2 separate regions of the Homo sapiens genome follow, and region 2 is linked to region 1. A link is an interaction called in ENCODE POLR2A ChIA-PET data of the cell type or tissue named here. Cell type or tissue: A673. All regions are shown on one strand. Region 1 overlaps NLGN1 (neuroligin 1). Region 2 overlaps NLGN1 (neuroligin 1).

Region 1 (5,000 bases):
AAAGCTATTTCACCCTAGCTAAGAAACCAGGATAGACTGAGATAATCTAAGAAAGAAGGATAGAGTTTAGAGGATGTCTTTTGTACCCCAAAATACGAATTAAGAAAATGAAGTGTTAATTCAATTGTCATATTCATCCTGGTGCTTCGGAAGTCCAGTCTTCATAATAAAAGAGAACACAGTGTCTTTTAAACACCCTATAATTATGTGAATTAGGGAGGAGATTTGAAGGTCTAGAGAGTTCTCTTGGAGTAGGTAATGAAATACAGTCTCCAGGAGATAGAATTGTTCAAGAAGTCAGGGTGGCCTGTTTAAAATCTGTGTGGCCTCCAGTAAGTCACTAAGCTCTCTGATGTTGTTTCTTACCTATAAAGAGAAAATAGTACTACCTCCTCACTCACAGTCTTTTTAAGAAAAGAGAGTGTGTGTATATTTAGAAGTATTTTGTAAACTATAAAGCACCATGAAACTATCCATTATTGTAATTTGCTAGTATTCATTTCAGTACATTTATGGAGCCTAATCTCAATCTCTATGATTGCTTAGTTATATTGACATTTTTACATTCATTGCTTCTATTAGAAACTCAGTCAATAAATTTTGAATGAAAACCTATGATTTTCCAAGCATCACTCTAGGGGCTCTGGAGGAACCAATAAACAAAACAAAATGAGAGGCTCCACCTTCATGGAGCCTATGTCCTATTCAGGGGAAGTCAATAAGAAGCTAACATCATAAATATATAAAAATTAAAATGTTAGTGGGTGAGAAGTGCTTTGAAGAAAAAACAAAGCATAGAGGTGGCATAGTAGCATAAGGAACATGGAGGGTTACAGGGTGGAGGGGGCTTGGGTCCCTATTTTCAAATAGATTGGTCATGGAAGGCTTCAATGAGGAAAGATCATTTAAAGACAGGTTTTGAAGTAAGCTAGAAAGTTAAGTCTTGTGGCTATCTAGGAAAGAGCATTCCAGGCAGAAGAAATCGTAATTGCAAAGGCCCTGTGGCAGAAGTGTGTCCTGGATATTGAAGGAACAGCAATAACTGAGGGATTGAAAAGTGAATGAGAGAAAGAGTGAGTAGAAATAGAGTCAGAGAGTAGGAAGCCAAATTCTGTTAGATCATTGAAGAATTTTACCTTGCCTGGGTAGAAGGAAGGAAATCACTAGAGAGTTTTGAGAGGAAATGTGAAAAGATTTGACCTATATTTAACTGCATCATTCTGGCTTCTGTGTGGAGTTAGGTGACCAGTTAAGAGACTATTGTAATAATCCAAGTGAGAGAAAATGGTGAATTGGGAAGGGGTAGTAGCATTAAGAGTAGTAAGAAGCACTGAGAGTATAAATTATCTTGGAAGGTACAGCCAAAATAATCTTTTCACAGTTTGGATGAGAGATGCGTCAGAAAAAAGCAGAATTAAGATGACTTTAAGGTGTTTTTCTGTTTTGTTTTGTTTTAATTTTTTTTCTGTTTTGTTTTGTTTTGTTTTGTTTTGTTTTCCAGAGCAAATGGAAGGATTGGGTTTCCATTACTGAAAGATAAGAGTTATTTTATTTGTTCTGTTTTCTTCTTTCAATGCATTTGTGTCTAGGTGAGCATGTGGGTACACAGGATCAATCTTAAATGAGCTATTTGGTTATTTTTTTCAGTTATTTGTAATCAGTTGTCCTGTTTCCACTGTGATCAAGTTAAAAATGGTACTGTTTCAAATTGTCTTGTGTCATTGTGGCAATAGTTTAGTTTTCAGTTTTTTCCTTAAGTTGCTTCATAAGAAATAAATTAATCTATAACTCCTCTTTCATATCGTGTTATCACTAAGCTTGAGTTATATAGGGAAATGTTCTGATATGATTAATTCAAGGATGCTGAAGAGCAATGAGTTGTGTGTAAGCAGAAAACAAACCAGTACTTAACTAGGACATCTGTCTATGAGAGAGAAAGGAGGTGCACATTATTTAAAAAAAAAAAAAAAGTGTGGTAGGATTTGTCTGCAAATTAAATCTGGAGAATAGAAAGAAAGAAATTAGCTTTAATACTATTGCTCAGGAGAATTGTTCAGATAGTAACAGCACCTACAGTGACTGAGAAGTTAGGGTGTGTAACCAGATTCTTTGTGGAATGACTAAAATGTTCTTTCTTTGCTAATCTTGATGAGAGTGATGGTTTCATCAAATTTCTTAGAGGCTAAAGAGAATTAAAGTGTTCAGCCCTCTTGAAGGCTGTTTGGCTGGGTGACTTGCTGAGTGCCAGGGAATAGCTGATTTGCATATATGAAGAGTCAGTTAGATGTGACTCATCCCAGACACTGGCTGCCCCAGGAGGTGCTGTATTATAGCTTAGCTCATGTGTAAGTGTAAGAATATCTGCCACAGTTCTTTTGGCATAAGCCATCTGAAATTAAGAAATATTAATTTATGTATAAAGGTAATGGGGTGGTGGGTAAGGATGGGATTTATTGGAAGATACTCAAAGAATCACAAGAAGTCCTAAACAAGCAAACTCTGAGACAGGCAACAGAAAAGCTCAGAAAACCTTAAGAGAAAGTAGGAGAGGCCTCAGTGAAGTGTGAAAAATGTTATTTTGAGAGTCATTAAGTAATTGAATGGGAAAAATAGGTGTCAATATGAAAGAGATAAGAAGGCAAACAAACTATTCAGAAGGGCACCTCCGGTGAAACACTAGAAGCTCAGAGAATGGCAGGAGAGAGGAGGTAGAAAAGTAATGATTACAAAGCCTCATTGTGGAGAGAAGGGCTGATTCCCACCACTAGATCTTCAAAAGATAAATATGAGCCTCCACTAGTGGGAGACTTTACAATAAGAACCATTTCAGTCAAGGCCAGAACTTCAAAGGATCTGTGGATTAAGGGAGTTTGATGACTACAGATGGGGATTCTAGAGAGAGTGTAATAAAAGTGTAAGAAAAATGGCCAGAGGGGTATCTATCTTGGTTGACAATTAAAGATAGCAGGTATCTGAGACACAGTTTATTTAGCTTGCCGCAAATGGCAAGTTATTCAGATCCCTGGTACTTGGGAAGACCCCAAGGATTTTGAGAGGAGTCAGATTTGACATAGTTCTTCCTTCTGGTCTTTTCTATTTCCTCTTTCAGAAACATATGATGAAATGATAATGACTATCAGATAAATCAACTGAGCTTTCTTCTGATATTTTATTTACTTTCCCCTAATTTAGACACAAATCCCATTAGGCAGTGACTAGGTTATTTCTTTGTTCTGAATAACATCAAGCAAATTCTCAATGTACTTCATAAATGTTAATCTCACATGTATCTCTCAACCTCAAAGGTTCAGTTTGGTTTGGGTAATTTTTTTCTTAAGATATCTGTCAGATCACAGTCCTTTGTATTAATATATATTATAAGTGAATAAGGATGTTCTATTAAATAATAATAAAGAAATATTCCTCTCATTGAAGGAGAAATGTTTCAACACCTAAATGATACACAGTGCTATTAGTATTAGGAGAGGTGCAAAAGACACTGTATTGCTTTGCAAAACTGTATAATATCATTAGAGAAAAACCATATGTGCAATAAAATAACTACATGTAAATGAACTTTAAATAACATCTAACAATTTTCCAGAATCATTAAAAAAGTTGGGGTGTTTTGCATTCTGTGGCAGGTAAAAAAACACGAATATCTAAGTTACAATAATAATAATAATGTACTATTATAGTATATAATACTATATAGTATTAATATTAGTAGTAGTTTTAATATTATACTAATATTATTTAATAATAAACCATTATTATGTTATAATAATAAAATAATTGATATCTAACTTGTTTATTTCATTTTGTTTTATGAAGCGGTTGCAAGAAAAAGTGAATAATGACGTCAATAGTAAACATTTGCATTTGAATTATCAGCAAATATTTTTATTGACTGCATGCAAACCACAGGTTACATTAATATTAGGATAAAACTCAAATGGTGACTTTTTATATGGAGGATAAGAATTACTTTGAGTAAATATACACTTATCATTGGGCTTCTTAGCTTTCTGGCCTTTTCTCAAGACAGAGGTCACATTTCACACTTTATCTTCCCCTGATCTTTTACACCCTGAAAAACCGTATTCTGTAAATAAGAAGCAGTTTGTTATTTTCTTTTATGAGTATTCTCAAAGTATTTTCTCAGAAAACCTCTTGATGAATCCATCTTTATCACAAAATTAGCCTTTAGGTAAGAATTAAATCACAAGGCAAGTTGAGGCCATACCTTTGTCACTCACATGTCACTATTTAAATATCTGATGCAGCTGATTTAAAAACCCGATAATATCTCTTTAAAGACATAATATATTATGTATGCCTGTGGCAAATTTCTTAATAAAAGAGTCTCTATCCTAGTATTTTGTTTCAAAAATTTATTGCAACCTTGTGAGGTAGGTATTATTATTTCCATTATACAGATGAGGAAAGTAAGTCTTAATGGTTACAATGTCTGTCCCAGACCACTCCATTATTTACAAGCAAAGCTGCTTTTTCAGACCAATCATTGCTCTTAAATTCTGTGCTATGTTCCCATCTTCTGGGAGTTCTGGAATCTTTCTCTTCCTTATTATTCCCACTGCCTTAGTTCAGGCCCTCATCATTTTGCATCAAATCCAACCTGGTTTTTTAGCAAGCAAAGCCTATCACAATTTTGCCCACGTCAGTTAATTTACAGTTAAACTATCTGGGGGTTATAAAGGTTAAGGGACCTGCCTAAGGTTATACAGCTAAAAATATCAGAGATGAAGTTTAGCGGCAGCTTAGTGAATGAAAGGTACAATTCTTGGTTAAAATCTTGTAATGAGAATTAATAAAGTCTAATCTAAAACTTTCCTTTTATGTAGTCCAGCATGAAAATATGGACTTTTTTTTACTGCCCTGCATGTCAGTAGATACTGGTTTTATTGGAGCCCAGGAGAAACAAAAAATCCAGTAATGACACTCTTCCACAAAGTTAGCCAACTTCTAGAATCTTGAAG
Region 2 (5,000 bases), 160 kb after region 1:
GTAGTTAAGTGTAAAATTACAAAGCTGCCAATGCATGCGTATTCTGCTGGTATCTCAGAAAAAGGTTTTATGAAAAGTGCTTTTATTATTTTAAGCCACAATTATACCACGAAAGAAAAACACATACCTGCATAATTTTCCAAAGTATTAAGTAACTACCAAATACGTCCCGTACTCTCACCCCTAAATCCAAACCCAGACCTGGGTTTCAGATCTTTGCATACACACATTCTCTGCATTTTTTCATGACTGTGTATCCTGGCCTTTAGATATAATGTAAAGTTCTATGCCACAACTATACCTGTGGTCACTACAAAATGAATTTTAGTATGTTTATATTTGCCCACATAATTATTTGACACTTCATAATTGATCGTAAGGATCCATCACTCAATGAATTTCCCTTTTGAATAATTAATTATGAATAAGAAATGCAGTCAGTCATGTGTTTAATTTCTCTTAGTCCCAATTATGTATCAGGGAAAGAAAGCAAATGAGTTCTCCATTTTAAGAAGTATTTTTTGTTTGCCTTTTGCTTTGTATTCCTGCAATATGGCATCATTTGCTGCTCAGGGCAGAGACTTTTAAATCATTATGAATGCAAGCAAAGTGTTAATAGGTTTTGCTGCATGGCATATATGCTATTATATATGTGTATGTATAGCGTATATATGCTAATATTACATTTTGTTTTTTCCTCAAATGCCAAGATATAAAATAAAGTAATATCATAGAATAATAATAAAAAACATTCATTTTGCTTCAAAACTTATTTTGTATTGACATTAGTAACATAAGTGAATGATTAATTTGCAAAAGGTAAGCAATTAATATCAGAGGCTAGCAAAGGTTCAGATACTTTACGAGAGAAGGCAATAAGGTTCAGAAGCAAGTGACAATAAAAAGGAGACTAGAACAGGAAATAGAGATTACGTAGGAGGCCTTTGGAGAACATTCAAATGAAGGACATGTTACAAGTTCCCATTTTACTGCCTTTATTGCCGCAATTGAGGGCGTTGTTTATCAAACTGTCAAAAGAAAAGAGAGAGAATAGGATTTTTAAAAATCATTAATTAAAACTAAATTATTTTGGCTGGGCACGGTGACTCACGCCTGTAATCCCAGCACTTTGGGAGGCTGAGGCAGGCGGATCACGAGGTCGGGAGATTGAGACCATCCTGGCTAACAGTGAAACCCCGTCTCTACTAAAAATACAAAAATTAGCCGGGCGCGGTGGCAGGTGCCTGTAGTCCCAGCTACTCGGGAGGCTGAGGCAGGAGAATGGTGTGAACTCGGGAGGCGGAGCTTGCAGTGAGCCGAGATCGCGCCACTGCACTCCAGCCTGGGCAATAGAGCGAGACTCCATCTCAATAAAAATAAATAAATAAATAAATAAATAAATAAATAAATAAATAAATAAATAAAACTAGATTATTTTTTACTTCTTAAAAATCAACAAGGATCCAAATATTTCAAGACACAGTAAAGAAGGTGCCTGAAATTCATCACACCAAGTGTTGGTCTCTGCAGAGTACCTATTTTATGACAGGTTTGAAATAGAAGTTGGGGATACCATAGAATATAAAAACTCCGATCTCTTTTTAAAAATCAATAGCTTTTAAAATCCTAAATGCTCTCACTTCTGAGATTAATAAACACTAAGAATCCATCCTGAACACACACAATGGCTTCTATTACAAAAGGAAAAATGAAAACAGTGCTATTACTGACACAGTCAATAGATCCCAACTCAGTGTATATTGTACTTTCTATATTTTTAATTTAAATGCATACAGTTCTAGGGACGGGAGCGTGATCAGCATTCATTCACTTCAGAGCATAATAGAAGATATGGAAGTTTTTCCCATAAATAAACATATAACCTGTCTTGGGTACTATCTGCTTAAAATATTTTCTCTGGAAACTTATCTAGCCATTCTCAGTACGTGGTTCTTCCGCTAGCCTGTTCTTTATTACTGCTTTCCTTCCTTCCACTAAAACTTGAGCAGAAAATCATGAAATTGTGGTCTCTGCTTCAGGTTTGAGGACATAAAACCTAGAGTCCACAAAAACAGCAGCCTTCCTTGAAATAAGAGAGGATACAAGAAAAGTTTGCATTCACACTTTCCTTAGCTTAAAGGAACACACAATTTTAGAAGCATAATGAATTTTCAGAGTACCTGAAAATATTTCTTACTTTTTGTGTTTATATGCCCTTACAGTAAAAGGGACCTCTACTTTAAAAATTTTTAAAGTAGTTAATATATATTAACTCAAACAATCCTTCAGCAAGACTTCTATTCTTATTATGAAGGGTGAGACTGCCAATAAATCATTCGAGAGAGCTTTACAGTATTCATGTGGAGTGTGCTGCAGATCCACTTAATCCAATTAAGTTCAAGAAGTAATTCTCTCACTGATGGCATCCAGAATTTCTATGGCAAATTCACAAATGCATTCAGAGGGCAGAGTAAGCTCTATAATATTTGCCTTGGGGACTGCATAAACAGGCTTTTTTTTTTTTTCTTTTAACATATTATTTGGCAGACGTAGGTTTTAGTGGTGGTACAATCACTATATCTAGAGTTATCAGTTTATTTTAACTCATTAACTCTTTATCAGCCAAAAGGCAGTTCTATAATGAAATTTATCTTAATGAAAAGCAAGCCTTTATTTATTGAACTGCCTTATTAAAAAATGTAATCACTTTTTCTGTATGTGAACCAGCAAAGTGTTCTGTTTACCTAATGTAAATTATTTTGTGTTAGAATTTTAAATAGAAAAAAGAAAGAAAAAGAGACTAAGGTCCGGGCGAGGTGGCTCACACCTGTAATCCTTGCACTTTGGAAAGCTGAGGCGGGCAGATCACTTGAGGTCAAGAGTTCAAAACCAGCCTGGCCAACATGATGAAATCTCGTCTCTATTAAAAATACAAAAAAAATAGCCTGGCGTGGTGGCAGGTGCCTGTAATCCCACATACTTGGGGTGCTGAGGCAGGAGAGTCGCTTGAACCTGGGAGGTGGAGTTTGCAGTGAGCTGAGATCGCACCACTGCACTCTAGCCTGGGGGACAGAGCGAGACTCTGTCTCAAAAAAAGAAAAAAGAAAAAGAGACTAAGACAGTAATTGTTTATTGCTCCAGAAAGTCCCACCCGCAAAGATATTTCAAGGGAGAAAGAATGCTTGGACAAGTTCATACACTGAGAAGGTTGGTCATTTGAGAACCAAATTGAAAGGAATTGTCTAACCAAACCAGTAAAACTCAGGTTGAATATAGAGACACATAAAGATCAAAACCCCAAGAGAAATGGCAATATTTGTACGTGACGGAAGGTGAAATTTAAGAAAACAATGATTTTTTTTTTTTTCAGAATGTTATGGCAATCTTCCAGAAAGCCACAGATGATTCAGCCCCTTGCTACTCGAAGTGTGGTTCTCAGACCAGCAGTATAAACATCATCAGGGAGATTCTTAGAAATGCTGGCGTCAGGCTTCATTCTGGCACATCCAGGGGATTCTTATTCCTTCTAAACTAAGAGTAGTAATTTTTGCCTTCAAAGATACTTGCCATCCCCACTGGATTTTAACAATTGTAAATAACATTGTGACATTGATGCATTGCTAGACCATCAGTTCTTGCAGCTGAAGAAGTACAGTGCTGCAGCCAGGAGGCAGGATTTCTCTTTTTCAGACAGCTCTGACCTTCCCAGGGCAGTGATTGATTTTAGATGACCAGGTGCCTGAAGAAAATTAACCTGGAGTTGTAAAATCAAGATGAAATTTGAGTTAATCTCTAATCAGTCTGACGAATGATTCAAGGGCTTCAACATTGGTCATCTCCAGTGAAACCTTTTAAAACAGCTATTTGTGTTTATAGCTTTCTCTTATAACCATCAGGCGGTTTCTATATTTATTCAAAAATTATAGAATGCATTCTACTCTGAGTTTTTAAAAATTTCTCTAAGTGATTTATGCTGACTTAACACCTGTTGAAAACAAATGCCTTTCAGTTACTTAAAAGAAAAACTCAAATTAATAATAGGCTTGCCTTCAAACTTTGCCTGTGGCACAAATATTTTCTTTAACTAATGTACTATAGTATTTAGTCAGGGACCATGCTGCTTCCAAAATAGATCCAGAACTATTGTTTGTTCATTCACAACAAATTAACGAAGAGGTCATGCTGCAGCTACCATGATTTTTAATCCAAAAATACTGTTTTTAAACATAGGTTGATGAATCATTTATTTTCCTTCTCAGGAACCAAATACATATTTTTGTTACAGTGACTGGTTTTATAAAAGTAATATATAAAGTTTAGGGTATTTTATTTTTGCATTTAAGATACTGTAAAACTTAAATCCTACCTAGTTACAAGTTAAATAAATGGTTATGTTTAAAAGATAATTTCTAATTCATTAATTACTAATTAGTGGCTCCGCTGCCTCTTCCTGCCATGTAGGCTTTGATTATTTTACTACTGTTATAAGCCTCCCCAAACATGGCCAAGTCCCAAAGGGAAGAGCAATCAATCAAATCTATTTTAAGAGTACTGTACTAAGGAAGTTTTGGAGTAAATGAATTTTAAAAATAAATCTCTGACCCTCTCCCAGCTTATAATCTTTCAACATATAAAGATAAATATGTCCAAATTACTATTACAAATAAAAGTGCATAGAATATAAATATGTATGAAGAGATAAATAAAAGGAATATGTTTGTGCAAAGCATTCCTCTTAGCCCATGAATATGTGCTATAAAATGGAGTTGCACTGAGAAGGCACCAGAAACAGATGACTCTTCAGAGCTTGTAAGACGGTACTGAACTGGTGAATGGAAGGAGGAAATTATGAGCTGGGGAGAGACACATAAGCTAAACCAGGGGAAAGAAGACATGTAGAGGAAAATATCCAAGTATGATAGAAAATAAAGAATAATTTCACCAAAAATGGGGAACAGGTACTGTAGGTATAGGCATAAGATTGGGAGTCATTTTAACAA

The links. Peaks named below come from ENCODE experiments on the same cell type or tissue, not always from the same donor. Only the 100,000 strongest peaks of a DNase experiment are listed, where the experiment ranks them.
Region 2: POLR2A ChIA-PET joins it to region 1 with 6 read pairs; 2 of 35 experiments call an interaction of 5 or more read pairs at or near these places.

Annotation. Positions count from the first base shown.
Region 1 is chr3:173,930,552-173,935,551 of GRCh38, forward strand. All of the region lies in intron 4 of NLGN1 (neuroligin 1), which reads left to right. Among named protein-coding and RNA genes, the nearest start is that of NLGN1-AS1, 12 kb to the left of the region's middle. In A673, no CTCF peak of the experiment used is centred here; a DNase peak (open chromatin) is centred at 2,280.
Region 2 is chr3:174,087,384-174,092,383 of GRCh38, forward strand. All of the region lies in intron 4 of NLGN1 (neuroligin 1), which reads left to right. Among named protein-coding and RNA genes, the nearest start is that of NLGN1-AS1, 170 kb to the left of the region's middle. In A673, a CTCF peak has its summit at 3,647; DNase peaks (open chromatin) are centred at 968 and 2,388; H3K27me3 peaks cover 792 bases.